Regions from separate parts of the Homo sapiens genome. Here all the other regions are linked to region 1. The links are chromatin loops, found by intact Hi-C in ENCODE. Cell type or tissue: IMR-90. All regions are shown on one strand.

Region 1 (8,000 bases):
GCTGACCAGATAGAGTGCTGGGTACTGATCAGGAAGAGGAAGAGAAAGGAGGATTATTCTAGCAAAACAGTACAGTCATGTGCCGCATAACAACATTTCGGTCAACAACGGACCACATATACAAAAGCGATCCATTATATTAATAATACCATATTTTTACTGAACCTTTTCTATGTTTAGACAGATAAATACGCACCATTGTGTTACAATTGCCTAGATTCAAGCCTCCCTCAGTCTCATATTCTGAAAAGAACAGGCTATACCATATACCCAAAGTATATTGTAGGCTGTCCCATCTAGGTTTGTGTAAGTACTCTATGATGTTCACACAGCAACAAAATCACCTAATGATGCATTTCTCAGAACATATCACCATCATTAAGCAACATATGACTGAATATGGGACAGAGAGCTGTACCAGTTATCAGAAAGCCCAGGTAAAGATGGAACTCTGCCATTTACGAGTCTCTCAGAACCCCAGTACCTGCTCATAAAAAGCACACAGCACAATACACAGAAAGAATTATTAACGTTTACTGCCCCTTGCCCTGCAGCAAGCTTGCACTAGATGCTCCACAATCATTAACTCAATCCATCCCCACAACAAGCCTAGGTGGCAGGTAGTGTTATGATTCCAATTTTAGAGATCGGGAAATGGAGGGACAGGACAGAGAGGTTAAGTAACATGCCCAAGGCCACAAAGCCAATATACCAACAGGCAGTTTGGCTCCTGTCTACCGCCAAGGCTCGCTATGAAGCTCCAGGCCGTGTGAAAGCAGACCGAGGGTACACATGTGAAATCCTGGCTGAGGGCCACATAGGGAATCATGATGGTTAATTTTACATGTCAACCTGGCTGGGCCACAGCACCCAGATACTGGGCCAAGCATTACTCTGGATGCTTCTGTGAGGGGTTTTGTTTTTGTTTTTGTTTTGATACGGGGTGTCACTCTGTCACCCAGGCTGGAGTGCAGTGGAGTGATCTTGCCTCACTGCAACCTCCACCTCCCGGGTTCAAGGGATTCTCCTGCCTCACCCTCCTGAGTAGCTGGGATTACAGGTGTGCACCACCACACTTGGCTAAATTTTGTATTTTTTTTAGTAGAGACGGAGGTTTCACCATGTTGCCCAGGCTGGTCTCGAACTCCTAACCTCAGGTGATCTGCCTGCCTCAGCCTCCCAAAGTGCTGGGATTACAGGCATAAGCCATCGCACTCAGCTGTGTGAGGGTATTTTTAGGTGACATTTACAGTTTGTTTGTTTGTTTTTTTAATTCAATTTTTTTAACTTTTTTTTTTAACAGAGATGGGGTCTCCCTATATTGCCCAGGTTTGTCTCGAACTCCTGTGCACAAGCAATCCTCCCATCTCAGCCTCCCAAAGTGCTGGGATTACAGGCATGAGCCACTGTGCCCAGCCAAGATTTACAGTTATATTAGTGGACTTTGAATAAAACAGATTACTCTCCATAGCATGAGTGGGCCTCATGCAATCAGATAAGGGTCTGAACAGAACATAGACTGACCTTCCCCAAGCAAGAAGGAATTCTGCCAGCAGGTAACCTTCAAACAGCCTTCAGACTTGAACTGCACCATCGGTTCTTCCTGGGTCTCCAGCCTGCTGGGCCACTCTGCAGATTTTGGACTTCCCAGCCTCTATAACCCACATCAGCCAATTCCTTAACATCAATCAGTCTCTCTCTCTCTCTCTAGCTCTAAATACACACACACAAGCAAACATGCATGCACAAACACACATACACACACACACACACACACACACATTCATATCCTATTGGTTCTGTTTCTCTAGAGAGCCCTGAGTTACACAGGAATGAAATCCAGCCCAGCTCTGGCCAACCTGCCATAGCCTGGAGGAAGAGATGCAAAAAGAGGGCACCTTTTACCCCCTCCCATCAAGTTCTCCATGGGACAACAGAGGTGCTGTGTGCCCCTCGCCCAGGCAGGCCTTCTCCTGCCTCATCTCTCCACTTCTGCCTTGTTCATGCTGGTCCTTGCGCCTACAGTGCCTGCTCTCTGCCTCTACCACCAACAAGTTGGATAAACAGTTTATATTCTTGGAGGAAAGGCTTCTTTATCTCTTTTCTGAACATTTGCTTAAACCTTGAGCAAACAAGACAAGCTGCCCTCCCACTGCACCCACAGGCTCTTACAAAACAACTGGATATGAATTATTCTACCCGTTGCACAACGGTACCCCTGCACCTTCTCTCTCCTTCATTCTCATTGAAACTCCAGTCAGATGGTGCATCAAGAACACAGAGCACCTGCAGCATACGCTTGTCCCTACGTACTATGGGGAGCTGTAAAATAAGTTCCCCTGGGAGGAAAGACCAGGGGGTGAAAAACTGATAAAAACAAATTTCAGAGTACAAAAGCCAAACCACACCACCCAGACACCAATATAAGCATTGCCCCTAACAGAGGTATTTCTGTGCTCCATGCCAGCAGCTGGCCTCATTTCCTTCAGTTTCTCATGGGATTTCAGAGGTGGACAGAACCTTATCTGATATAACTATATTCTAGGACAGAACTGGACCATTTCTTTTTTTTTTTCTTTTTGAGACAGAGTCTCACTCTCTTGACCAGGCTGGAGTCCAATAGCCTGATCTCAGCTCACTGCAACCTCCGCCTCCTGGGTTCAAGTGATTCTCCTGCCACAGCCTTCCAAGTAGCTTGGATGACAAGCGCCCACCACCACACCCAGCTAATTTTTCTATTTTTAGTAGAGACAGGGTTTCCCCATGTTGGCCAGGCTGGTCTCGAACTCTTGACCTCAAGTGATCCACCCACCTCAGCCTCCCAAAGTGCTGGGATTACAGGCATGAGCCACCACGCACGGCTTGGACCATTTCTTGAAATAGGCTGTAACAAGATCTGACTTGTCTGTATGTCATGGGGGCAGGTATAGATGTGTGTGTGTGTGTGTGCGTGTGTGTATGTGTGTGCATGACCAAAGATAACAGCATAGTGTGGCTGACAATTCAAAGATCATCCCTTAATTTCCACGATAACTCTATCCCCAAGCTTCCCACCCACTTCAAACCTCCCCATCTATATCTTCCTCCACTTTTCAAAGATGACCTCATCTCCCACATTACTAAATATTCAGCCTATTAGGCAAATTCCTTCAACCACCCGACCACATGCCCCACCCCACTCCGTATATCTCAGTCTCTTCGTCCTTCTTTTGATCAGGTCCCTCCCCAAGTCCTCCTCTCCCTCAGACTCACATTCTGAAAAGAACATTCTAGGCCCTTCATAATGTGACCTCAGCCCCAATCCTACAACCTCTGCTCCACTATTCACCGGCTGAACGCCACATTGTAATCAACAAGACCTCACTGTTCACCTCCATGCTTTATGCTTTCCTGTCCCTGCACCTCTGCTGAACCCAGCTTATTAATCAGTAATCACTTCCTCCAACATCCACCTCCTCCAATTCCATCCATCTCTAAGGGGCTGGGTCAGAGGCCACCTGCTTCAGAAAGCCTCCATCTGCCCAAGGCAACCTCTCTCTCCTCTGCAAGCTCGTTGGGCACTATGTGGCCATGTATTACCATGATGAGTGAACCTCCCATGACCCTGGACTGTGAGGACTGGAATGAGGTCGTACCCATCCCTGGCTACACCCAAATGTCCGGCACTGTCCTTTTTCACTAAATGCCAACCGCGTAGACCAGCAGGAGAGAGAAGGAATGAAGGAAAAGGTGCTGAAGCACAGAATCACTGGCCATCAGAGACTGCGGAGCATCAGAGAACTCCTAACTCCAATACCACGTCCTCCAACATGGAGTCAAGGGCTGAGGCACCCAGGGTGGTCAACAGCCTCGTGGCTGAGGCTATGCATGCCCATTCAGGGTGTAGAGATGTCAGCCTGCGTTCCTTCAACAGCACGAACCATGCCCAAGAGCAGAAAGACCCCCAGTCTCATCCACCTGGTCAGGGATCCCCCCACAAAGAGAAGGGCCAGGTCTTTACAACCATCCCTGACTTGCAAGCTCAGGCGCCATCTGCTGGCCAAGGTCAGCACTGCATCTGGACCCACAGCCCCAAGGGCAGTCAAGGGGACCAAGGCTGGGACCACCCCTGACCCAGTCCAGAACGAGGTCACTTTTGAGGAGGCAGAAACGACCCCACCTCCCAGAGGCTGGGCTCCTGATTGCTTCCTGGAACCTGTCTTTCAGGATATAAGCCTAACAACCAAATAAAGGAAAAAAAGTAAGTTTCTTTCTGGTAATACTAGCTGAGAAACTTCCAAGATACACACAGACACACACACAACTGCTTTTTTTCCTGCCAAACAGAAGCTGTTATGTAGGGGACGAATCACCAGCCTGGGAATTAGAGGACATGAGGTCTCATCCCATTGCTTGTCACCAGCCCTCCCTTAGCAATGTGGCCCCAGCGCACTCCCTGCCTGAGCCAATGCTATGCAAGGAGAGTGCCCCTTCGAGTGCCCTCACCTCTGCACTGATGGTGCCAGCTGATGTGCAGAAATTCTGGCTGATCCAGAAATGCATATGAACCGTGGGGTCCAGAAGTACTGCACCCTCAATCTTACCCCCACACCTATGCTGGGAATGCCCCACAGGGCCGGGCCCCACCTGCCTGCAACAGGGATGGGTCTGAGGACATAGTGACCTCTAACACTGCTGTTGACCATCCAAGCACCTCCCTCACCACACCACCGCTCTCTACAGTCTGAGCTTTAGGAGCACTTATGGAATCTCTGAGCTCAAGGTAACCTCAAAGCCTATCCGAGGACTGGGACCTAGGAAGGTGGTGAGGCATAACTGACAGCCTCTTTTAAGCCAGGGATGAAATGGAGCTTTCTGCAGAAGGTCTTAGGGCTGGCATGGAGCTGAGGATGAGTGGGGCCCACTCAAGCATCCTGGAGGCGAGACTGCTCCCCGAGAAGTGTCATGGGAGGGGCTGGAGGAGGCTGGAAATGCCAAGTGAGTGACATTACCCCGCCCTCACACCCCCACACGCACCCACCCTTCTTCCCACATGGCCCCGCTCCCCTCCCTCCACCCACACACTGGGAAAGTGTGTCACCAGGGAACAAATGCCATCTTCCAAGGGGGAGGAGGAGGAAGAGGGCAGGGAAGACAGAGTGTGTGCCTGTGGGGCCCTGGTAAGAACCCAGAGGGCTCTGAAGAAGCTCCCCAGCTGCGAGGGACACCCCTCAGAACCATGACATGGACAGTAGCCCATTTCCTCAGGGGTCTAAAGAAGCATTGTGGGGGCAGGAGCCACATGGCCACTGTGCTCAGGGCTAATCGGCAGGGGGTGGAGGGGACTGGAGAAGGGGCCCTGAAGATCAGGCGACGTCTTCCAACCCCAAACATTCTTTAGCCAGCTGGGTGGGCCACCATGACTGCTGACACTCCAAACTTCCCTCACTCCACCCTGGCTTGGGGACAGCCACTAACCTGCCCTTGTCCCACCTCCCTCCCCAGCTCTCCAGACAAGTCAGCCTCCAAGGGTTAACCTGCTGCCTCCTGCTCCTTGTTTCCACCCCCAGAGAGCTGCCACACGCCAGCAATGATGCACTTCACACTGTTATTACCGTGATTTATTTAGTTTTAATTTGGGGGTGAATCTCGTGCTGTTAGAAGCTGGGGGCCAAGAGTCTTGGCAAGAGGCAAAGCCATGAGTGGGCCAGCACTATGCCAATTCAGTCCCCTCTGCCTGGGGTCCCTCTCTCCTGACCCTGCTCCTCCCAGCTTGCAGCCTGCTCCCTGACTCCAGCCACAGTTCGGGTTTACCTTTCACTCAATGTCTCTCCCTTTGGAGGACATGTTCCTCAGTGGCAGAGGAGTCAGAGATGTTTCTATGTTCACCTGCTGTATGATCCAACCCCCGCTCCAGGCCAGGATATCACTGAGAAGTGGGACACCTTTGAATGGATGCTGCGTACCTGGGGCCAGCTCCACATTAAGGGACCAATAGTCAGTGCCAGCTCCCTGTAAAAAGGGAACCACTGGTCTTTATCAAACCTCTGCCCTACTCTCCTGGCCCTGCGCCAAGTAGCCTAACAACACTATTTCTAGTTCATCCATTGGCTCTTTAAGCAGACCCAGGGCACCTGCTAGGTACTGTTCCAGAGCTGTAAATACAGAGTAAAAGGACTGTCATGGTCTTCATCCTCAAAGACTATGACTTGCAGGGAAATCCTTAGACACAACTAATCAAGCCACAAGTTGCACAAGTGCAGGGAGCAAAGTTCTGCAGAGCCCAAAGGAGGGATAAGATCGGTCAAGGGAGGGTCACAGAAGACTTCCTAGAAGAGCTGGGGTTTGGACGGGAAACCCAGCACCTAGCACCCTGCCTGGGATTTGCTAGCTGGGTGGACAGATAGGCAGATGGCCTGAAGTCACTTGACAAGTAGAGAATGAAGCAAAGACATCAGGCAGATGGTAGACCACGGCACAAGCACTGAGGACTAAGACAACACAGTGAGTTTGAGACAGGTAGCACAATGGGACCAGAGCGTAGGGAAACAACAACCACAATAGTATAGAACACCATTACTATACAAATAATAGCTAATATTTGTTGAGCACTTGCTCTACATCAGGTACTATACTAAGCACCTTCTATTCATTATCCCGTGTAATCTGCACAGCAACCTTATGTGGTGGGCTATAGATAAGGAAAGTGAGGTGCCAAGATCAATCATTTGTGCAAGGTCCAAGCTCTTGGCTCTAGAGTCTAAACCACAGTGTCACTCTGCCCCACCAACTTACAGACAGGTAGGTTGAAACCAGATGGGATGGGGCTTCAAAGCCCTACTGAGGATAAAGCTTCAATAAGGCCTTAAACCTTCAGTAAGTGACATTTATTATTAGGTTGAACCATATGAATGATATATAGGTTTCAGGTCAATAACAGTCTCATATGAACTATTTCATATGGTTGAACTGGTATGTTTCACTGAGGGCCACTGAGATTCCTTCTAACCTCTTTGATTTCAGCACTGAGAGTGGCTGTGACATTTGGTTTTGTGTCACTGGTGGATCCCCAGCACCCTGGTCGAGGCTGCAAGAATTCAGCCGGGGCCTTTTCTGAAGCATCCCAACCAAGGCCCATCCCCCCTGCAAAGGTGGGTACCTCCTTGCCCAGATCTTCTCGGATGACCTGGCGGATCTCTTGCATGCTGCTCTGTGGAGCCTGGCTGTGCAGTACCTTCAGCGTGCTGGTGTACTCCTCTGGCAACAGGTAGTCCAGAGCCCCCAGGTGCTGGCCCACCTTGATGAAGGTGCCCCGGTTGGCACAGCAGAGCTCACAGAGACGCCTGGCAGAGCGAAGGTGCACCTGCAGGAAGACAGGCCAGGACCAGAGAGGTGTGAGTGCAGACTGTTCCCTACACCTTGTTCCCTTCACCTTCCTGCTCTGCTTGAAAACCCTCATTACCCCACAATGCCCAGGGCAGATGCATGCACACACACGCACACACACACACCTTTTCCCTTGGTGTCCAGCTTCCTGGTACACGGGGCAGTCAACTCCAACCTCATACAGAGGCCGCCCTTCAAACACGGCCCAGTGCTTCCTATCTCCTCCTCTTCATCAAAACTTACCTAGTCTGGGTCCCACTCCCTAGAAATAAGCATTCAAGGCTTTTAACCAAGTCTAACCTACTAATGACTCATTCAAGGGACACAGAGTTAAAGTATTTGCCACCCACCCCTCAGACATACCAATTATGCTTTGTTTGTTTGGATTGCTACGTTTTATAAAACATGGTCATATGTATGGTATCTTTTAATCTTCACAGCACCTCAGGGAAGCAAGTTTTGGTATCTTTAAAGAAGATAAACTCCGTCGTTTTGTTGCTAAGGAAATCACTAGGCCAGGCGCGGTGGCTCACGCTTGTAATCCCAACACTTTGGGAGGCCAAGGCAGGTGGATCATGAGGTCAGGAGTTCAAGACCAGCCTGGCCAAGATGGTGAAACCCCATATCTACTAAAA
Region 2 (8,000 bases), 840 kb before region 1:
CTCTGATCTATGGCCCTATTTGTAAGAGAGTGGCCAAGAAAATATAAAAGGGACATATGGCAAGCTGGAGTAGAAGAAAAGATCCAGGAAACTGACGTTGAAGTAGCAAAATCCTTAGACCATACCTCATTCTGAAAAAAGCCATTCAGTTATCTAGGCATGCAGGCAGGCCAGCCAGAAAAAGAGAGACAGCTGTAAGCCAGTCAGTTTTTCTGCCCTCATGAATCACAGAGCCATGAGTGCAAGCCCAAAAGCCCCGCTGATAATGCGAGTCATTACTACCGGTGCTCAAGTTAAGCGTAGGCTTTAACAAGTATTTATTTGATGGATTCTTTGTGAAAGGAAAATGATCCTATAGGTTTATGCCCAGTTACAGATGTGAACAGTAAGAAGTTAAGCAAGATTTCTGACCCTTTGCCTTATTGAATGCTCCATGCCTGTTCAGAGTGGAGGTCTCAATTTTATTCTTCTCAAGAAGAACTTTCTTAGGACTTTTATTCCACTTAAATGGCTGATCAGGAACAGGCTGCAATGTATTTGTGTATCTTATAGAAAAAATTTCCAGGCCGGGCGCAGTGGCTCACGCCTGTAATCCCAACACTTTGGGAGGCCGAGGCAGGTGGATAACAAGGTCAGGAGTTCAAGACCAGGCTGGCCAAGATGGTGAAACCCCGTCCCTACTAAAAGTACAAAAATTAGCCAGGCATGGTGGTGGATGCCTGTAATCCCAGCTACTCGGGAGGCTGAAGCAGGAGAATCGCTTGAACCCAGGTGGCAGAGATTGTGCCACTGCATTCCAGCCTGGGTGACAGAGTGAGACTCCATCTCAAAAAAAAAGAAAGAAAGAAAGAAAAAGAAAAAGTTTCCAGTCAATCAAGTTTCTAGAGCATTAAGGATACTATAAAGGCTCAGTCTATCACAGTCTATCACAGGCTTGCTCTTTCAAGCTTTATCATTTTCACAGAGTCCACTAAGCTTCTACTAAGTTAACAAATAAGAACTTGACATAGACAGACCCAGGCAGAGACATAAGACATGAACTGGCAAGTAGGGGGTGTAGTTCTCCGAGATAGAACTAGTCAATGGGTAGTTTTAAAAGTTTCTAGCTGCCAGTTAATCTTTTCAGACACAACTGGATAGCAGCTCTCCCATTTCTTAGAGCCATGTTGGCAAATATGTGCCTCTACCCTCCTTTCCCAGCAGATGGCATTCATCATCAATAGACATATTTCTATTCTACTTCCACTCAACCCAGATGAAGCCTCAGAATCCTCTCAAGGTAGTGCTCCAGGAGGTTAACTACCAGTCACTGAGAGCCAGAAATTGAGATGAACCTATTCTCCACTTTTCTTATCCTCTAACGCAAAAGCCAAGTTAATATGAATTGATTAGCTATATTAGAATATTAGAAACAAAATCCCATGTAAATGTACTAAATAACCACTGTATCTTTAGCTCTAGACCATGGAGGATAGACCATGAGACACAATTGCTGCCAACAACATGCACAGAGAAAGTTGAAGGACAATTAAGGGGGGAATATTTTTTCATATCAAAATTGGAGTGAGATATATTTGTCATGTCAATTAATGTACAAGGACCTATGACCATAAACTTGATTGAAACTGTACTTCTGTGCCCTCTGGTTGCTAGGGATGGCACTGTTTCGATCCTCTAAACTAAGCGTCATAAACACATGGGTTGTGTGTTTCTGATGTGATAACCAATGCATTCCCTGTATTTAGCAAAGTGTGTGGCACATAGTAGAAGCTCAATAAATACACACTCTCATTTCCTGCATTTTCTTAGGCACTAAACAAACCTACCCAGAGAATGCCTACATTTCCTTCTGTTTTAGAATATTTGATGAGGGCACCAACTCCAGTAGAGTAAAAGTTACATGTCACAAAGCAGAGGAATTAAGATGAGGTGAATAGGTGGTACCTGATTATGAAAAGCTCTAAAAATATATACATTATGCAATTAGGGGAAAAAGGTAACTATTAGAGTAGAAAGGAAGCCTTAAGCAGTTTGATTAAAAAGATGACGAAATTTAAAACATACCTTGCTGAACCACTAGGAAACTACTGTTATTTTTATTCCGAGGACTAGAAATGACTCTAATCGTCTCACTATTAACATGTCTGGGAATAACATGTCATTCTCTGCTTAAAATTGTTCGATGGTTCTTTATCAACTTCAGAATTAAATGCAAACTTTGAAGCATTATATAAAAACCTCTTCCTGATCTAGTCCTCACTTCATTGTTACCAGCCTTGACAAAAGTTCAGCAGGTCCTCCAATTTATCATTCCAGGGATAAATCTTGCCTGGATTCTCTACCTGGATAACTACTATTCGCCACTTGAAGCACAGTTTAGGCATCACCTCTTTTTAGAAACCTTCTTCAATATTTCTACCCACTCCATTCCCACCCACAGCTGATTTCTTCCTCTCCGCCCCCATGGCTTCATGTTCTAACTGCTATCATTGTATCTATCACATTGTGCTGGAATTGTCTGTTTCTTCCAGTAGACCAGGAGCCTCTCAAGGGGAGAAACCTATGCCTTTTCTCTCTGTATCTCTCAATGCCTGACACAAAGTACGTGCTTACAGGAGGAGGTGGAAAAATGGGAAGAAGAAGAGCAAGGAAAATCACAAGGGCTACTTCCTGATGCCTTTAAGTCTGTGAAGACTATAATGCAGAAAGAAGCCTCTATATCTATTCTGCCTGAAAATAAGTAATGAGATGAAAAGGTAGAAAGCTAAAGTATTACAAATGGTTAAAAGGCATTTCTTGGAACCACTGAATATTTAGTAGAGTTTTCCCCGGCATGTATGCATAGAAAATTTGCTTTTATTTTTAAGGCAATCTATATGGAAAGTTCTGCACCCCAGAGTGGCAGCTATCATTAGTGTATATGTCTCAGCAGAACACTAACAGAAGAAGTAAAAGCTCAATCACAAACTCCAGTAAGATCCTCTAAGAGACTGGCTGACAAAGTTCGGTGCCAACACTACCTCCCACTCTGAGGCACGCTAAGGGGCTACTGGACACCTCTAATATGACAATGTAGCTTTGACTTGTCATAGAAAACACATGAATGTTTTGAGACAGTATCTCAGAGCCTTCATCCTCTCTACCTAGAGTCAAAGAACAAGAACGACTCTCCAACAATGAGGCCTTTGGCCATAACTAGCAGCTTCTGGCTGTTAGCAGCTACTCTGAAAGAAAATAGATGACAATAGGCATGCCAAACAGCTTTTGTAGAAAAAGCTAATCTGAGAGGCTCAAAGACAAAAGAGTCATAGAAAATACTGTAAAAGCATTCAATGAAATAGAACCTTTAAGAAGTCTAGCATAGTTGGTTGGAAACAATAGTAGCACATGAGGCAAGCAGGTATTGTAAGCAATCCAGGTGACAGAAGCAGTTAGTTCAGAACCATGCGTAAGACGGGTTCTATAAAGAGGTGCAGGCTAATGGGTAAGTTCCAGAACTCTGGGGCTAAGAAGATGACTGCGTATAGGGGCAACCTCTTGTAATGTCAAGCCCACTAATTTATACAAAATACACGTGGACCAGTGCTGTACGGCTTCCTGATGGCTCAACAACCGCCAAAGGAGATCTGCCCGTCAGAAGCAATTACAAAGTATTTCTTGCCTGGCCTGTGAAGCACTTCTGCTTCTAGCCTAATGAAGGCTTTAATCAGGTGGCTTTTCAAAGTGCTCCAAAGAGCCCCTCTGCAATCAGCAAAAGAGGTGGGGAAAGTGATAGGAAGAATATGTCAGGTTGGCAGGTAGCTGATAACAGAATGATTTCCAACCTGGTACAGGAGGCAGCAAATAAGAGTTGGGTGCAAACTGACAATAATATAGACAGAAATGCTGGTACTCGAATTAATTTTTTTCCAAAAAAGGTTTCTTTACACTTTGCTAGCTTAAAAGTAGTCATGCAACAAAAGGTCCCCTCCTTTCTTGGGACTCCCTTTCAAGGTGATGGTATATAGGCCCTAATACTTTTACCTATGAGTTTGCATTACCTTTAGTAAATCTGCAGAGACCTAGATCACCACTAGATGTCCCTTATGCCATGCAAAATCAACCTGAAATGAATTTCACTACCAGTTACACAAATCACATTTAAAGATAGATTTTCTAAGCCTTTGATCTTGGGTGCCAACTGTAATTCCTATGATGACTCACTCCGTTGCCTTATTTATATTGTGTCCACTTTGGTAGTATTTCAATAGTCTTTTATTATAACATATAAAATTATAGGCAGAGAATAGGAAACTGATGAATTAAATTTCTTTTATATTTATATAAAAGAAGAGGTAGAAATAATAGAGAAATAGGTAGAAAGAAATATTGGAGAAAAGGGACATAGGATGTCTAAAGAGGTCCCAAATTCATTATCACTTCTAGGAATCAAATAAGTTTTCATATAAAACCACAAGCTCAGACTAAATTCAGATTCTCCATACGCTGGGATTTTGTATTCTGAGATTAAATAAAACTAGGTGTGATAAATAATTTTAATTTCACATCTCAAACGTGATCTATCACGAATGGTTGTCTATGACACTAAGTAAGGAAGACTGTTGTACTGTGATCAACGAGCAATGTCTGCTACGGGTGTGGGAACTGGGAACAGTGGCTCCCATGACATGCCTTTGCAGAACTTGGGTTAATCCCCTAACCCTAAGGGTCCCAGACTTGGGATGAATGTGGGTGATGGTGACAGTGGTGGTGATGGCAGTAGTAGAAACAGTGATAGCTAATATTAACAGAGAGCTTCCTATGGGTTGGTCATTGTTCTTAGTGTTTCACATGTAAAGACTATTTAATCCAAATGTGAAATATATTCAAACCAAGATGTGACAATACCTTTGAGAATAAAAGAAGGAGGCACTATTAATAATTCACCTGGACAGGAGATATTACCCAGAACTTTCCAAGGTGACCTGGAATAGATGGCCACCCTATTTGATCCTCACAATCTGAGGCACAAGAAGCAGCATAAAATATAGTTAACAGCAAATATGCTGAGTTGAAGTATATTCTGAGTTGAAGCATATACTCTGAGTTGAAATTCTTGTTCTGCGACTTGTTACTGTGTGATCTAGACAGGTTACTTAATCTCTCTGTACCTCAGTTTTCCCATCTTTGAAGTAGGATAACAATAGTACATTTACCTCATAGGGTTGATGTGAGAATAAGAAGGTTAAATACATGTAACATGCTTAGAATATCTCCTGGCACCTTGCATATATTGGTTACTATTATCCTCATTTTACAATTGAGAAAACTGGGAATCTGAGATTTTATTATCTACCTAAGCTCACACAGCTATTAAGTAGTGGAGCCAGCATGGAAATAGAGATAAGTCTGGCTTCAGAGCCTATAGGCTTAGCAACTATTACTATCCTCTCTCTACAACAGAAGAGAAACTAAGATTCTTCAAGATCACACTTTTAAGATTCTTTGATCACACTTCTTCAGCTAGCTGGATTATAAAAGAAGTTACTAGAAAAATTGATCTCTCCTGCCTGTGGCTTAAGATAGCAGATTACACTCAAGTAGGCATGGATGAAGCATGTTTAGGAGCACCTGCCAAAGCCTTGAGGAAGACTCCTCCAAGGTCCATATCCCCCTTAGATTATATGAAAGAGGTGGAAAAGACATGAAGAAGTCAAGAAACATCTGCATCCCAATTTTAGGTACTGAAGTTCCCTAATTCAAACATTGGTGAAGTCCCTGCTCTAACCTTGCATGGGGTTGCCCACTCGAGCTCATAGTGTCCACTGATACTCAGTAATCTCCCAGTGACAACTTAGACCCATTTTTATTCTCTTGATAAGACAGATGGCAAGAGCTACTGCTGGACACAGAAGAGTGAGTGCCAAGCCAACTGTGCACACTTTATCCTACAGAGATGGACCACAATCTACCCACAACAGCCAGACAGTGGAAACTGATTGTCACTGATTCCTTGTCCAGAACTCAGACCAGCTCTTCCAGTTACTTATCAGCTCCTCAATAAGTATTAATTAATGGCTTATTTTCCTAATGGGAGTTGGGAATGTTGCCATATACATCTGTTCAGTGGCATTAGGCTGACCTAAATTAGACCTTTCCTGACAGCAGCCCCAGGCTTTTTTTCAACGGACCATCAGTTTGGAAGTCATTTACTCCTGAAATATGTCTGTAAGCAAACAATGTTCTTAGAAGATCAAGCACTTTGAATCTACAAAAAGAGAAAGGTATCTCTGTAGTAGGCTGAATAATGTTCCCCAAAGATATATCCTAATCCATGGAAACTGTAAATATTATTTTATTTGGAAAGGAGTCTTTACAGATGTGATTAAGTTAGGGATCTTGAGGTGAGACTATCCTGTATTCTCCAGGTGGACCCTAAATGCAAGCACTTGAATCCTTATAAGATGAAGGCAAAGGAAGATCACACATACAGACAGAGAGATGATGTGAATATGGAGATAGAGATTAAGGGCCACAAGCCAAGGAATATGGGCAGCTATCAGAAATGGGAAGAGTCAAGCAACAGATTCTCTCCTTGACATTTAAGAGGACATGCAGCCCTGTTAACACCTTTATTTTAGCCCAGTGAAACTGACTTATGACCTCCAGAATTATGAGAAAATAAAATTACTATTTTTAAGCTACCAAATTTGTGATAATTTGTTACAGCAACCACAGGAAATTAATACACCCTCCCACTGCTGCTCATTCCTCAGCTCCTGATAGACTTTGACTTGCAATAAAAAACACCAGAACAAGGCTTGCATCCTTTGAGGCTTGCTATACATGGACTGGTCAGGTTTATGGAGAAAGAACCAAATAAGAATAGAAAATTGTCTAGGAGTATCAATACTAGTAATCCACTCCTAGGATGCATCCAGTCTCCAGCATTTAAATTTCCAACTAAACTTAGTTTCCAGGTTTTTGACCCCAAGCTTCATCGAGTACATGCTTATGTAGTACAGAGAAGCTGCCTGACTCTCTCATAAGGCACCATAACTTAAGTTCAACTCCAAGCAAAAATTAAACATGTGCATTAGAGTATGAAGTATTTGTAATTCGTTGTGCTGGAGGCTATCTAATTCTTATGACACAATCTTTTTGCTGAAAAACTTAGAATGATCTGGGGAAGATAGACATGTATATCATTATTCAGACACTACTTATTGATCAACTATTATATACAAAGGACCATGCTAGGAAACGTGGAGCCTACAAGCAGAAAAGAGTCATTGGCCCTTCCCTAAAATAACTTACTCTATTAAAAGAAACAGACATACACACATTTATTCAGTTTTTCACACACTCATATATTTATTGAGTGTCATGCTCTATGGAAATACAAAGATTAAAAAATACTGCAAGTAAGCCTTCTTTTAGAAGAGGAGACAGTCAGAAAATCAAAATGAGCAATTTGCATGATAAAGGTTTCTAAAAAGATATTTCCAAACTACCATGAAATCAGGGATGAGCTCTTAATTCAAGCTGTGGGCAGAGGGAAGGGGCAATCAGAAATGCCTTTGAAAGGATGGAGTACTAAGGTGAGACCTGATAAATGAGTGGCATTAGCCAGGTTTTGAAATAGGAAGGTAAAAGAAATAGCACGGATGGCAAGAAATGAGAGTGAGAAATCTTGGCATATGTGTAGTCTCAAGAGCAATCAATATAGTTGAATTGCACAGTATAGTGGGAGTGACAGTTGAGTTGAGGCTGAAAAATGCCCCAGAAGACCTCCTGCATCCAGCTGATGTAGAAGTTTTAACTTGATCCTAAAGGCACTAGGAAATCGCTCTGGTTCAGAAGAGTGACGAGGTCAGGTTGGTATTATATAAAAGATTAATCTGGTGGTCACATAGGGAATGAACTAAAAGAAAGCAAGAGAACACACACACACACACACACACACACACACACACACACACACACACACACACACACGAAAATCAACTTGAAAAGCTATT
Region 3 (8,000 bases), 160 kb before region 1:
CTTGGTTACGAAGGCTGAGAAGTCCCAAGATCTGTATCGGCAAGCTGGAGACCCAGGAGAGCTGATAAGGTAGTTCTAGCACAAATCCAAAGGCCCAGGAACGAGGAGAGCCAACAGTGGAAGTTTTAGTCCAAGCCCAAAGGCCTGAGAACTAGCAGAGATAATTGTGTAAGTTCCAATCTAAATCTGAGCCCAAGTCCAAATGCAGGAGAAAACCCATGCCCCAGCTCCAAGACAGAGAGCAGATCCTCTCTTCCTCAGCCTTTCATTCTGTTCATCCCTTCAATGGATTGGAGGATGCCTACCCACATTGGAGAGGGCCATCTGCTTTATTCAGTTTACCAATTCAGAGGTTCATCTCCTCCAGAAACGCCTTCACAGAGGGACTCATCCAGAATAATGTCTAACCAAACATCTGAATATTCCATGGCCCAGTCAAGCTGACACATAAGATTTATCATCACAGGGGTCTGTGTTACTAAATCAACTCCTAACAAAAATTGTCCATTAACTTAAACCATTAGCTATTTATTCCTGTGTGCATGCCTACCCCCTCCTCCCCCAACACACACACACACACACACACACACACACACACACACACACACACGCACTCACTGTGCCCTAGCTCCCAGTAGACACTCGAGAATGAACTGAAGAATTTGTTGTTTGATGAGATCAATGGCACAGTCACTAGCATCAATGCTTCCTGCTCTCTGGGGTACCAGCTCCCAAGTGTGCAAGATTAATCTTTCCCACAGGGTTCTGATGCCCCTGAGGGTACCTGCTGGCAGTATGTCATGTGATATGCAAAGTACCTCTTTCCTAGAGACCATTTTGCTCCAAAATGTGATGAAAATAGTTTTGAATTCTTCATCTCTTAAAAGGGTTTTTTTTCTTTAATATGCACAAGACAAAAGCCACAGAATTCTACTTTCTAGTGTCAGCCAATCTTGTACTTTCCATGAACACCAGGAAAGCAGGAAGCATTTATGTGTAAGGAATGATTGAAAGCATTGTTCTTTTTATGTTATCAGTGAAGCCTCAGCAGTATCCCGGTGAACTGGGTCTATTGCTTTAGGGAGAGGAGATTAAGCCAGCCTTAGCCTAAGCATGCTCTGTTGATGGATGTTACATGGGAAAAGAAAGGAAAGGTTTCGTGGTCAAATGAGTTTGGGAAAAGCCTAATTAGAAACTATAAACAAGTTTCTTTGCTGTGGGATTTCTCAGAGCTTTCAATGTGGTGATGTGCATTATGAATCTCAAACAGAAGACCTAGTTTGCAGAGCTGCCCATAGAACAGCTTCTCGTGCACAATTTCATAGTGAAGCATTTCCAAGGAACTCCCTTGTGAATTATGTGATGTGACTGTTCTCACTGTCAGTCATGTCTGTAGAGGGGCAGGAACATATTTTCAGTCTATTAAATTCTAAGAAGTAAATTGCCTGCCCACTCCTGGTATTTTGCCCTTCCCCTTTCTTACTCTCCCCTTCCCATCATGGTGGTTAGTTTTATGTATCAACTTACACAGGTAGGAGTACTCGGTTATCCAATCAAACACTAATCTAAATATTGCTGTGAAGGTATTTTGTAGATATATAATAGTTAACACCTCTGATCAGGCTAAATATCGCTGTGAAGGTATTTTGTAGATATATAATAGTTAACACCTCTGATCAGGCAACTTTAAGTAAAGAAGATTGGCCTTGATTACATGGGTGAGCTTCATCTAATCTGTTGAAAGTCCTGACAGCAAAACTGAAGTGTCCTCAAGGAAGAAGAAATTCCACCTATAGCCTGCAGCACAGCTTCCACCTGAGAGTCTTCCAGCCTGCCCACCTGCCCTACATGATTTGGGATTGTTCAGTCAGAACCTATTAATACAATTATGTAAGCCAATTCCTTGGAAACAGAAAGATATAGAGAAATCAACATGGATATTCGTGTGTGTATGAGCATGTGCGCAAACGCGGAGGCAGGCAGCAGCAGGGAGCAGGGGTGTCACGAGGTTCGTGTATCCTCCTTCCTCTGTTTCTCTAGTAGAACCCTGACTGACCCACCATTGAAACAGATCAGAGGCCAGGCACAGTGGCTCATGCCTGTAATCCCAGCACTTTGGGAGGCCAAGGCAGGCAGATCACCTGAGGTCAGGAGTTCAAGACCAGCCTGGCCAACGTGGTGAAACCCTGTCTCTACTAAAAGTACAAAAATTAGCCGGGTGCGGTGTTGCATGCCTGTAATCCCAGCTACTTGGGAGCCTGAGGCAAGAGAATCACTTGAACCCAGGAGGCGGACATTGCCATGAGCCAAGATTGTGCCACTGTACTCCAGCCCAGGTGACAGAGTGAGACCCTGTCTCAAAAAAAAAAAAAAACAGATCAGCAGGCAGCCTCCTGCTTCCTGCTCAGAACATGGAAAAGTGAGGGACATGGGCCTAACTGGAGAGGCAGTATAGCACAGTGATTAGGACGAGCGACTTGGCAACAGATGGCCTGGGTTTTCATCTCCTCTGCCACTTCTTGTGTGACCTTAGGCAATTTCCTTTTATCTCTCTTTGCTTTAGTTTCCACATCTGTAAAATGAAGCTATTAATAGTACCTACTTCATTATGAGGTTTAATGTTAATCCACAAAGCGCACTTAGGAAAGCACCTAGCACATAGTAAGCTTAATAAAATGTTAGCTATAACTGTTATTTCTTGAAGAGAGTAATCTAGAAGCACCTCTACCCACCCACCCCCACTGCTACCCAGGGCAGGGGAGGCCTCTCTTTCCAGGAGCTGGAGGCAAGGAAACTTTCCCTCTTAAAAAATCTTCTGAGAAAATAGGATTGCGGTGCAGAAGACAGGGGTCTTCTCCCTGGATTACCGAGGGCACCTATGCCCCACCCCTAGGGTTCAGCATGGGCCAGGACACATCCTCTCTCTTCAAGTCTGGTTGATATCAAGTAACATCATTTAACTAGAACTTGATCACTTACAAAAGATCTCCTCCATATGGTCCATTTGGCCCACATCACAGTGGTGTGAAGTGTAATTATTCCCATTTTTCATATGGGGACACTGAGGATCAGAACAGTCACGTGACTTTTCCAACTTCACAGAGCTTGATGCAGATGAGATGAAAAGCAAACCCAATGTTCTTCCCCCAGATCAATGGCCCTCTCATGTGTATGTCTCATTTGGTCTCCCGTGTCTCTTTCTGTCTTTCTCTATGTCTCTCTCTGTCCCTTTTTCTTTTTGATGACTATTTGGCTGTCTTTTTCTCCCACATTTTCTTCTCTAATTTTCATTTCTCTTCCCCCTTTCTTCCTCCTTTTCTTTTCTGAGAGACAGAGTCTCACTCTATCACTGAGGCTGGAGTGCAATGGCACAATCTCAGCTCATTGCAACCTCAGCCTCCTGGGTTCCAGCGATTCTCCCACCTCAGCCCCCGAGTAGCTGGGATTACAGGTTTGTACCACCATGTCCAGCTAATTTTTATATTTTTTGTAGAGATGAGAATCTCGCCATGTTGCCCAGGCTGGTCTCGAACTCGTGAGCTCAAGTGATCTACCTGCCCTGGCCTCCCAAAGTGTTAGGAATACAAGCATGAGCCACTGCACCCAGCCGTTTTTCTTTCTCTTTTCCCTTTCTCTTTCTTCTTAGTTCAGACCTTGGATTCCCCACAATCCATCTAAAACAAAAGGGGCTTAGGGTAATTAGCAGCCCAAGGCGATTCCAACTCCCATTGCCATTGGCGGGGATTGAGCTGTGTGTGTGGAAATACAGGACAACTTTGTTACTCCAGGAATAAGGGCAGAAGAGCTGCTCCTAATAGGGAGAGAGAGAAGCAAGCACTGCCAAAAGCAGCCCCCTCAGCCATCCTGTCCTCTTTTTTCATTTCCATTCTACCCTCATTATAATCCTGTTACGATTATTCTCCTGGAACCCACGGCTTATCCTAAGGGGAGAGAAACTCAAAGAAATAGAGGTGGTAGCGGCACCTCTAAAGGGAAGAGAGAAGCAAGCCTAACCCTGGGCAGAGAAGTGGCTCTGACAGCTGAAGAAGTGAATTCCCATGCAATTTCCCTCATTACGGGAATTGTGTAACTGTTCAGAAGAAAGAAACACAGTTCACTGCATCTGAGAGCCTCTGAAATGGCTGCCCAAGCTACAGGAAGCGCATCATTTTCCCTCCCCACAGTAATGAAGAGCCACAACCAACTGGGCAGAGAAAGGGCGCCACCTCCTGGCAAGACACGAGTTTAGGACCAACAGTTCATGACCCAAGTCACACCTACTACAGGGCAATTTTGCACAACCTTCACTGCCCTATGCTACTGTCACCCATGGCCCCTTTTAGGCCTTGGAAATTAGCAGACTCAGTTGAGCCATGACAAGATGACCCTGCCTCCACTCGACAATTAAATTCAACAAGATCACTATCCTTGTCGGCACAGCCATGTTTAGTTGGGCAACTGTCTTAACATTGTATTGAATTTGCTGTATTTTTTTTAATAACTGGGAAAAGAAAGAGGAAAGTGAGAAGGTAAAAAGTCTTACAAATTTAGGACAACGGAATCAAAGGTGAATATCATCAGGCTTGTCCAAAGTGTTGAATCATTAGTCTTGACTGGCCACCCAGCTCCTCCAGCCAGCCAGCCAGTCTGTGTTCAACTGTAAAGGCAAAAAGAGAAATTAAAGACATTCTAGGGTGCTAGAAATAGAGCAATAGATGTGGTATCTGAAAGGCAAGATGTAACTAGGGCTTATATAATTTGATGAATACCCTTGATAACATGTAAGTGTATTGTTTGGCTTTCAGACATTCTTTTTGTGTGTGTGTGAAATGGAGTCTCACTCTGTTGCCCAGGCTGGAGTGCAGTGGCATGATCCCGGCTCACTGCAACCTCCACCTACCAGGTTCAAGTGATTCTCCTGCCTCAACCTCCCCAGTAGCTGGGACTACAGGCACCCACCACCATGCCCCGCTAATTTTTGTATTTTTAGTAGAGACAGATTTCAGTATGTTGGCCAAACTGGTCTCCCACTCCTGACCTCAGGTGATCCGCCCACCTCAGCCTCCCAAAGTGCTGGGATTAAAGGCGTGAGCCACCATGCCTGGCCAGCTTTCAGATATTCTGCTTCTATATGTTTTATCTGAAAGTATATTATGACCAAAGCAAAGGTAGCAGTATCTTCCCGGCTTCGAGGTACAGGCCAAGCAGTAAGTGATTAGACTCCGTTTCCCCAGAAATGACACCCTCTGACACCATCAGAAAGGAGCTGGGGACAACATGGTGTGAGAAGACCACATGGGACCAAAGACCTGAATTCAAATCCTAACTCTCCTATTTTAAAGCTCTGACTTTCAGAAAGTGAGAATAAATCTCTCTGGTCTCAGTTTTTTAATCTGTAAAATGGGAATGATAACAATAGCTGCCAAACCTATCTTCCAGAGTTGTATAAGGCTCAAATGAGATCAGGTCAAGGAAATGGGGAAGGAGCCTAATGGCCGAATGTGTCCATGCTGGCAGTGGGCTAAGCATTTTATGTGCACCATCTCCTTTAATCCCATAAGGACTATATTATTACCTGCACCCCACAAATGAGAACATTTGCAGAAGTAAATTTTCCAAAGATCCCACAAGTCATTAGTAGGTAGAATTTAAATTTAAGAGCACCTGACTTTTTATACAATATTTAATAAAATACCATAAAAATGTAAGGGGAGTTTTTATCTAGGAAATTTATATGTGAAATTTCTGGGCCCTTCTTCCCACTTCCCTTGCTCTTTGCCCTAGACCTCAGATTCTCTCTCCGACAAAAGCCCCCAATTCTGGGTCCTGGAAAGTTCCAGTATGAGTTGTCTAGATGTCTCTGTAACCTGAAGTGAAGGGGCCTTCTCATGGGACTGCCTGTCTTCCTAATTTCTCTCTAGAGGCCAAGTGAATCACTTTCCCTTCTAAGGGAATTCCCAACACCAAGGAGCTGAAGAAGCCTGTGGTTTCTGGGAGCAGAGATGTTCTCATAGTTGCCAAAGCCACATCACCTACAGGCTCCATTTAGGATGGACCTTACTGTTCCTATTATGGACCACTATAACCATTCTTCTTACAATGCCCCTGAATGCCCATCCGAGATGGACTCCCAGGATGGATAGACCAGTTGTCAGTCCCAGTGTAGAATTCTATTATGTTCTATTATGCATTCCCATCTGATATGGTTTGACTGTGTCCCCACCAAAATCTCATCTTGAATTCTCATGTGTTGTGGGAGGAACCCCGTGGGAGGTAATTGAATCATGGGGGCAAGTCTTTTCCATGCTGTTCTCATGATAGTGAATAAGTCTCACGAGATCTGATAGTTTGGAAAAAAGGAGTTTCCCTGCACAAGCTCTCCCTTTCTTTGCCTGCTGCCATCCAGGTAAGACATGACTTGCTCCTCCTTGCCTTCTGCCATGATTGTGAGGTTTCCAGCCACATGGAACTATAAGTCCAATTAAATCTCTTTCTTTTGTAAATTTCCCATTTTCGGGTGTGTCTTTATCAGCAGCGTGAAAATGGACTAATACTTCACCAATCTCTCAGAGCCCCTGAATTCCATGCCAGGAAAACAACTGCCTTCTCCATCTCCACCTGCTAGTCCCAAGGTATCTCAAACTCAAACCCTCTAAACAACCAAAGTGTCTCAGTCAATAGCATGACCTTTCACACAGGCACCAAAGCAAATTCCACAGTGTCTGACACATAGTAGGGATTCAATAAACACTTGTTAAGTTCATTCATTGAACAAAAACATTGATTGAAGGTCATCAGTGTGTCAGACATTCTTCTTGGAGCTGGGGATACTGTGGTAAACAAGTTAGATGAAGGATGAGAAGGAGACGAGAGATAAGTATGTAATATAACTTTGTGTAGTTTAAGTACAAAAAGAAAGTTACGCAGAATAAGGAGGTAGAGGGAGATGAGTGTGAAGTGGAGGGAGGGGTCTGTTTTAGATAGAGCAGTCAAGATAGGACCCTCTGAGGAGTGACGTTTGAGCAGAGACCAAGTTGGAGGAGGATATGAGATATTCAGATATTCAGAAGGAAAATATTCCAGGGGATGGCAAGTATGAAGGCCCTGAGACAGGACCAACTTGGAAGTTTGAGTACAAACAAGAAGGCCAAGATAGCCAGAGCAGAATGCACCAGGAGACAGACAGTAGGAGATGAGGTTGGAAAGATAGGCCAAGTAGGGTCCTGCGGGGCCCAAAGACCTGGGAAAGGACTAAGACTGGAAGTCTTTGAAGGCTTTGATCAGGGAGTGAAATGATCTGACTTACATTTTAGAAGATAATTATATCTTGTGACTAATGTATATTCTTATATAACACATATTTTCATGACTTGCATATATTCATATATTATAGATATTAATATATGTATAACTTACATATATTCCACTGTACATATCAAATATTACTTAATTTGGAATTTAAAATCTAAGTTTTAGCTCAAAATATTCAGAATGGAATACTAATTAGCCATGAGGCACACTTCTATTGTCAGTCTTCATATGACAGGGAAAATAATTTAAATATAAGTAGGCGCTAACTAGCTATAGTATATTCTGAATAAAGAATAGGGTCTGGATCTAGAATAATAGTCTGAAAACAGTTATGGTTCCTTGCAAGCCCATAAAAGGCCAATAATTTATTTCATAATCTTTGAATTCATTTCTTTTTTGCAAGATTGTTGACGAGTTCAAAAGAAAATATTACAATGTATTTTAAATGCCTTGAGAAATACTTTTTATGCTATTTTTTGAGCTGTGGTAAAAATATACATAACAAAATCTGCTATTTTAACTATTTTTAAGTGTGCAGTTCAATGGCATTAAGCCGTTTCACAGTGTTGTGCAACCACCACCATCACCCACCTGCAGACCTTTTTTTTTTGTCATGCAAAACTGAAACTCTGTAACCTATTAAACAATAACTCCTCATTCTCATTTCACCCCCAATCCTCTTTTAACTT
Region 4 (8,000 bases), 990 kb before region 1:
ACTCTCTACCAGGAAAAACTGACTCATGCAGCCAATACCAGGCTTGCTTCGTCAGGGTATTGGCATATTAACAATGATGGATGTGTAAGCAAAGAGCTGTAAATCTGGATGCAGGGACTCTTGAACATCAACTAGAAGGAAGTGAGATGATCAAGTATTTTTCTCTTGCCAGATATCATTTCATATATTCACTAAAATAGTTCATCATCTGCTCTCTGAGGCAATGAAGTTGCTTAAGTAAAATTACTATGGCTGCCCTATTTATTTCAGTTACACCCAGTTGAAAAAATAATTTAATTTGAAGGAACTGAATATAAATTTATTCTTCCATATCTTTCTATAAAATAAAGGTCTATTAAGGTCTTTATATTTTAAGTGTAACCTAAAAACTCCTATTTTTTTTTCTGATAACCACAATTCTTGCCACATGACAGCCTCAAAGATGCTTTTGCTAGAATAGCTATATGCCAAAATGTTGGATATTTAAAATACAGTTCTGCCTCTGACCTTCTTGTTGACACAAACCCTGTAACATTTTTCTAAGAATCATTCTGAATTCTGATGCTGCTAAGAGTTAACATTTATTTCTCACTTTCGTTGTTTCCTTCCATCTGAGTGACATGCCTGGCCTCCCCAGCTTGATTCAGATTGTGAATTCATCAGATTGGTAGAGTCTGGGAGACGACTAACTCTCCTGGCTGCCAGCCTGCCTGTGGTAAGCACACTTTTTGCTTTGCTCCTTCTTGCTGAAAGTTTTACCGGTACAGGCATCCAAAGAAGAAAAGACCTGTGGTTGAAGGTTGACTGATTCTGAAGTGATGTATTAAAACAAGTCTGCTAATCTATGAGATCTAGGCCACACTCTCTAACACAGCCTTTACGAGTGATGCACTCAGGCAGTGCTGTCCCAAGACTGTTTGCACTGGCTTGCAAGAGCCAAATATATGAACCTCTGCCCAATTTCAAGTTCAGTGACATCCCATTGGCATCTTGAATTTCACCAGGGAGGGAGTATTTATACCGTAAAAATATGTCAACACTATAAATCAGTCTCCTCTCTTCTAAAAGGAAGAAAATTAAACATTTACCAGTATATCACCAAATAGAAGCTATATTTTGATCTCCTTCCCTCTGACTTGTGTATTTTGATAATAAATTCAGTAAAGGGACATTATCTACTGCACTATACCAACCTCCAACAATTACCAAAGAATTTCCTACTTCATATTTCTCCTAACTGTCAGGGAAATAAAAGGTTTTACAAAAGATATCTGTTTAGTCCTGCATAATTCAGCTCAAAAAGAGAATAAATACAGAATCTTAAAATACTGTCAAATTGTAAAGCAAAATAAAACCTACAACCGCTTAAGAACACTTTTGGAAACTGTTCATAAAACTCTTCCCTGAAAGCAGTAAAACAGAAGAATGTTAGTTTTCTTTACTTCCTCTCATTCTTTCCTGTAATATTTCATGTGCCTTTATAATTTTAATGCATGGCTTTCTTTTTCATAAGAGGTTTGTTTACCCCTGAAAAATCCAAAGCTGCAGTTTAAGCAGATTCTACCCAGCGGTGGTGGTATTTCGGTCACATGATCTAAATTATAACATTTTTGCTCCACTTGCAATTCTGATGGTTTCCCTGCTCAGTCTTCTACAAGGCTATAACCAGAAATTTTCATCACTTTGTTTATAAAAAACATACAACATTTTAATTAAAACAGCTGCATGAAAATCACCACTGGTTTTAATAAGAATATTCTAAAGCAACTTTAAAAGTAAAGCTTGACTGAAGTGAATACGTGTAGATACCTTTCTACATTTTACCTTTCTATTTAACCTTTTGTTCAAAGGACACACCAAATGTTAATCCGTATTCAAATGTACTATGGTTAGTTTTAACCCCTGGGCTAACTTGAAATCACTATGGACTCCGTCATGCAGTGTCTTAGAGAGAATACTAACTTGGTAAAGGCCTGAGGTATTATGGTCACTTTGTCACTGAGAGACCATATAACCTTGGGTGAGTTCTGTAATTTTGCTAGGCTTGTTCTCGCATCTGTAAAATTAGTCTATAAGGTTTCTAGGCCCTTCCTGCTCTGGCATTACAGGAGCCTCTCTCTTTCTCTTTCTCTTTCTCTCCCTCTTCCTCTCTCTCTCTCTGTCTCTCTCTCAGGTATTAGTGGCAGCCTACTGCCTCTATCTCAGCTACAGGCACATTAACATAACCTGCCGTGCATTGTTTGAGTTAATTAAAGGGAAGTGATTACATTTTGCCTTTTAAACCTTGCTGAACTCAAGTTCTATATCCCTTCTCCATATGTGGTACATCAAAGAATACAGTGCTCTGGCACAGGGTCTTATTGTTCCTGTTCTCCATGAAATCTTTGCTGTCAACATTTCTTTCCACCCTTTCCTTCGCAAATAATTAGATGGGGTAAATTCCACTTAAAGCTTTGTGTTCCTCAAACTCTCCACCTCCTTTCTCATTCAGGCTGGAATCTTTGTTCTATTTTCTGAAGCCCCTTTGAAGAGCAACATGTTGGCTCTGGGTAACAGTATTACCTCTCCTTTCTTTCCACCCTGCACCCTACCCCCAATTCCACTCCTTCCCTCCACGAGATAGAGAGAAACAGCTTGAGATAGTCATTTCAGTGATAGGTTGCATTAAATAAAATGATAGTATTTTTTTCACATAGAACAGAACATTTTGAACTAAATTTAAACAACATTTTTAGCGTAAGATGTAAACTTATGTCATTATTATCCCCACATCTCAGTTAGCTCTTGTGGGACATCATGGAATTTTTAGAACTACCAGACCTCTAGGTTGGAGGGCCCCTGGGTGTCATCTGGTCCAAATATCCATCTGATTCATAAACTTGCCTTGTAATTCTCCTGCCATTGGTCCTTCAGCTTCTGTTTGTGCACACCAGCAGCTGGAAACTCACCAGTTGAATGATATGCAGCCTGGGGACAACTGAGACTTTCCTTGCACTCAACTTCTACATCCTGGATTTAGATAATGTTTGTGTATCTGAGTCTAAAGATACATTATCTTCTCATCCCAAGTGAACAGATTGGGAAAAATGGTCAAAGAGAAGCTAACTAACTTGCCTGAGGACTCTCAGAAGTGTCAGAACTACGATTTGAATACAGACCCACTCCTTAAGTCCAGAGGCTATACTGTCTCTAGCTTCATAATGAATACCTAAGATGTCCTTGTGATTCAATTGATATTAAACCACTTTAAATATTAATGTGATTTTTTCTTATCTATTTGCCAAGTTTTCTCTGTGCATAATTACTTACCACTGACTCTCAACTCTTGCTTGCTACTGACTTCAAAAACAAACCCACTCCTGCTCCCGTGGCCCCTATATTTCAAACGTTCACTTTCATTTCCTTTATCTGTTCTAATCTTACCCATCCTTCATGGCTTGGGGTAAATTCATCACTTCCAGCAACTCCTCCCAGCTACTCAATTCAGCAACAAAGGGGGTCTCTCTTCTGTAATCTCCTTTTGCCTACAGAAACAAATTGCTGGCTCCCTCTCACTAAATAAATATTCTCGAGATCTGAATCCCACAAAGTAATGACAACTTAAGTTGCTATCAGTGCCCAACTGGGCCTGCTGCAGTTTAAGAAGTGTTGAACAATTTCAGAAGATGAACCTTAATACCTTAAAGACTTTCTTCTATTATTTCATCTGAACATGCTTGGAGTAGCAGATGCATCGATAACTTCATGTACAAGCTGGAATAAATAAAGTATTCTAAAACTCTCCAACTAATTTGACATGTCCTTCTCTAATCTGAAGGCACGGCCTGTAATGGCTCATTGGCTTAGCAGGTGCATTTCTGCATGCCAGCCGCCAGAGGGCTTGCTTTCCTTTCTTTTAACGGTTATCCAGCACCTGACACAGAGCCTTTGGAAAGGTAAATCAGCTTTTGCCAAAGCTTCTTCAGTGACACCCCTTCATCCATGCCACCTGTGTCAGAACATGGAACACTCAAATTATCCCAGTCTCTATATAAGAGAAGAAGATCCCTGAGCATCCTCCATTCTTAAACTCGCTCACTAAACATAGAGAATTCCAGGGGAAAGAAGAAATGGCAGTACTGCGCTGGTGGGTGAAGGGAGGATAAACTAGCAACAGATACCAAAGCCCACATCTGCCCCACCATGTTCAGTGTTATCCCCTCCTATTGCAGTGAGACTGAGCCTTGGGTAACTCTTAGATTCCTTTCCTCCTCAGATTCTAGGCAGATAAGTTCTTAGCCAGAGGCCGGGGGTGGAATTCTATTAATATCCCTTATTCACTGCAATGCCCCAAATATCTTGAGAACCAGATTTCCTTTCCCATGTGAAAAGACAGCCTAACTTAGTTCTTTCCTAAATCCTCTGACAGTTTTACAAGTAGGGTGGCGAGTGACCTTTCTTTCTTTGAAAAAGTGTATATAGATGTGCCTATTCATAGAAATCTGACAGAGCTGACACCTGGTTCTCCAAAACGTAGTTGCACTCTCACCACTTTCCACTGACGTTTATAGAATATGATTATTTTTGATAGTGGGGGATAAAAGGGGAAGGGTAATCGGAATTGTAAAGCACAAGCTTTTATCCAAAATTTTCCCACTGTAAAATGAATCATATATTCAGGAGGGTGAGCAATAACCAAATGAGGTACAGCATCATTCTCTGCTCTTTTCCTGAGAAGAAATGCCTTTGCCTTTCCCTAGGAAGTGGCATACTGGCCCCTCCATGCTCTCACTTCACTCGATTTCCTCCTTCTCCTGGAGATGCTGATGCTTGTGTCCAGACAGCCACACAAAGCTAAGAGTACTTCGAGAAATGACAAAGTGCTTTTTGAACAGTACACAGCCCTGCTCTCTTAAGTGCTGGGGAAAGGCCATCAAATTCTGGGCAAGATGCAATTTGAGTCCATTTTGACATGTTGAAACTTAATGACTTTATTATGCTTCATGGTTTATAATTCAGTCACAAGCCGTGGCAGGTTGGGCACATTTTTTCAGACAGTTAAGAATTAGGAGGACTAAAGGCTGTCACCTTTACCAGATGGTCATTAACCGTAAATGTGTTGTTTAAGCAAGATATACTCTGGGGAGGAGGGGAGGGCTCTCATATGGAGTTTCATTGGCCATAATTCTCTTTATACCTACCTTTCAGGTAGAGGTAAGAGCTGCAGAGACGGAAGGTGTGCTGAAAGAAAAAGATTACCTTACCTATTTTCCAGCTGCCTTGAGCAACAGTGAGGGACCACATGTGCACTGTATGGATTAACTTGTAACATCAGAGACAAGTACCCAAGTATCAACAGCACATAAATTCAAGTCCGCATGCAATAGTCTTCACAACATGCTATGAGCTGGAGACCAAAATGGTGAGAAGAAACTAGGCACAGTGTTTCACTGAGATAAAATTGAAAAAGTAGGGATTAAGCAAAGGTAGAAAATAGAGAGAAGGTGCAGGACGCAGTGGGAAGGCAAACCACAGAGGTCTGAAGTAGCAAGGGAGACTTTGAGAATTAACTAAATTCATCTACCTACTTCTGCTGACCATAAGTGGTTTCATTTTTATTGCAGCATATTCAAGGGACACTGTCTAGGATCTGAGATCACCTCAGAGATGCTAGGAATCTCAACACTTGTGTTCAATGACACACCAGGGAAGCCAGGTTAGGAGACAGGAAAGATAAAGGAATTCATGGAAGGATTGCAACTTTATAACCACCTGTTTATGAGCAAAACCCAATCATAAAAGCAGCTGTAAGCAGAAAACATAGGAACATTATTTTGTCCTTTTGACATACATTATGGTATTTAAATCCCATAACAGCAGCAGAGATTGTAAAGAACTGATTGTAATTGTCATAATTAACCGTATGCAGTTCTCCACTACATTGTATAGCTTTGCAACTGGCAGACCTGATCAGGTATAAAAGAAAACACAGCTTTCAGAATCCCAGGAGACAGAGGAAATGACCCTTTTCCAATTCCTGTCATTCTCAATTACTGTGGGTAGAGGCAAGATAATTCCACAGCCATTTCAAATATGGAAAACATTCACAGAGAGGACACAATTGACATCTAAAATCATGTTAGCTTTGGGTTCTTTTTGCCATTTTGGATGTGATTTGAAAGTGGGAGTGTTGTAAAAGAATGAAAATGATGAGCAGATAGGATGTTTATGAGTACTGAAGCAGATGTTCTTGAAGTCATTTCTTGGAAGATGTGGAATGGCTGTATGAAAGCAAACAGACACATCTTAAGCAAATAAATTTACTTGGAAACTCAGAAGATCTCTAAAGCGTTGGCTGAGTAAAAAGTAAAATCTTTTATACACACACATACACACACACACACACACACACACACACACACCCCAACATACTCATACTGTCCTGAAATATCTTAACATCTTCATTATTTTTCTTTTAATAGCCTAAGGTAACCCAAAAACATATGAAGATATGAAAATAATATTTTTTCTATAGATCAGATAAAAAGAGACATAGGCAGATTATAATGTATCAGCTATAGAAGTGTGAGATCTTACACGCAGAATGAATACTCTCAAGTATATAAGTCCACAGAATATTAGAGTTGGAAGATACCTGGAAAGCAACATTACTCTACCTTTTGCCTACACTAATTGTCACCTACACATCAACTTTACTGTAGTTCATTGAATGAAAAAATAATAGACATTTGAGGTCAACATTCTTTCTATAAGCAGGAAGGAGGAGCAGAAGTCAGTGGGGAGGAAATCATATAAGTAGAAAAAAGAGAGAATTAAACAAGAATATAAATGCAATCATATGAAAAGGAGTAATATCTGAGAATTAAGAATACTAAAAGTAAGAATTTATAGAGGGATATATTAAAAGTTTATGTTTTGCAACATGCCTTAAATTACGTTGTTATTCATATCTATGAGTGTTGGCAACATTTCTTTACTTGTCTCCTAACTCAGAGAGTTATTTCATATAAAAAACTGTAAAATTAACACTATGTAGTAACACAAAAGTTGGCTATCATATTTGAAGTCATATTTTTTGATGAGTGTTTTGACTTGCAGATATAGAAAGTACAGTTCAATTAAGAGACTGGAATAGAAACCCTAAATGACTCAAACAATAATTCTGTAAAATGTGGATGATAAATTCTATACTACTCTTTATATTTTAATTTAGCCAATGAAGATCATTGCAACAGTTTTTTTTTCAGGCCTGTGACATCACAGACATCACTGGTTTGTTACTCAAACTAAAACTCATTATTATTTAAAGAATTTGACATCACATAGTAATATGTTTCAAAATGTGCTAGTGGTTATGAAGCAGTGGAAAGCAGACAGAGGAAATATTATTAAATGAGGCATGGCCAACAAATAATGGTTATCTGAATATAAAACCATTTTGTGGCTATTCTATGTATAATGGTGAACTAAATATAAAATCATTTTGTAGTTACTCAGTATATTAGTCAGGGTTCTCCAGAGGGATTAACCATCACACTCCAGAATATTTTTTCAACCAAATCATCAAACTTTAACAAATTCTTAACTAAGTATAGGCCAGCCTCACACTAGTCTTTAAAGTAGTTTAAAATCTGTTCTATCTATTGAATGCCTGGAACTACAGCAACTAATTATGCTAAGAACTGGGTTAGGTAACTTTACATATATATAAATACATATATTTACCACTTTTATTTCTTATTATAACCCTGTAAATTAGGCGTTATTATTCTCATTTTACAGAGCAGAAACCCTAGTTTTGGAGAGATGCAGTAACTTGCCCAATCATGGAAAGGCAGTCAAAGAACAAGAACTTAAATTCAGGTCTAGTGAGTTGAATGGCAGCCCCTGGAAAAGATGAGTCCCTGTCTTAATCCCCAGAACCTGTGAATCTCCAGAATGGATAAATGTTATCTCATATGGCAAAAGAGTGACTATTACCTTATATGACAAAAGGCATG

Evidence for each region. Peaks named below come from ENCODE experiments on the same cell type or tissue, not always from the same donor. Only the 100,000 strongest peaks of a DNase experiment are listed, where the experiment ranks them.
Region 2: a loop joins it to region 1, with 4 times the contacts of the local background. A loop is called at or near these places in 11 of 110 quality-filtered maps.
Region 3: a loop joins it to region 1, with 3.0 times the contacts of the local background. A loop is called at or near these places in 8 of 110 quality-filtered maps.
Region 4: a loop joins it to region 1, with 8 times the contacts of the local background. A loop is called at or near these places in 9 of 110 quality-filtered maps.

What each region holds. Positions count from the first base shown.
Region 1 is chr14:77,858,418-77,866,417 of GRCh38, reverse strand. It overlaps ADCK1 (aarF domain containing kinase 1), which reads right to left. Exons shown (of 11, transcript NM_020421.4): 4 at 7,139-7,342. Among named protein-coding and RNA genes, the nearest start is that of ADCK1, 62 kb to the right of the region's middle. RefSeq lists an enhancer at 3,778-3,977. In IMR-90, a CTCF peak has its summit at 4,032 (motif pointing left); no DNase peak of the experiment used is centred here.
Region 2 is chr14:78,693,634-78,701,633 of GRCh38, reverse strand. The region is part of intron 6 of NRXN3 (neurexin 3); the gene reads right to left. Among named protein-coding and RNA genes, the nearest start is that of NRXN3-AS2, 12 kb to the left of the region's middle. In IMR-90, a CTCF peak has its summit at 4,070; no DNase peak of the experiment used is centred here.
Region 3 is chr14:78,018,403-78,026,402 of GRCh38, reverse strand. No RefSeq gene overlaps it. Among named protein-coding and RNA genes, the nearest start is that of NRXN3, 150 kb to the left of the region's middle. In IMR-90, a CTCF peak has its summit at 4,212 (motif pointing left); no DNase peak of the experiment used is centred here.
Region 4 is chr14:78,844,307-78,852,306 of GRCh38, reverse strand. All of the region lies in intron 10 of NRXN3 (neurexin 3), which reads right to left. Among named protein-coding and RNA genes, the nearest start is that of NRXN3-AS2, 140 kb to the right of the region's middle. In IMR-90, a CTCF peak has its summit at 3,873; no DNase peak of the experiment used is centred here.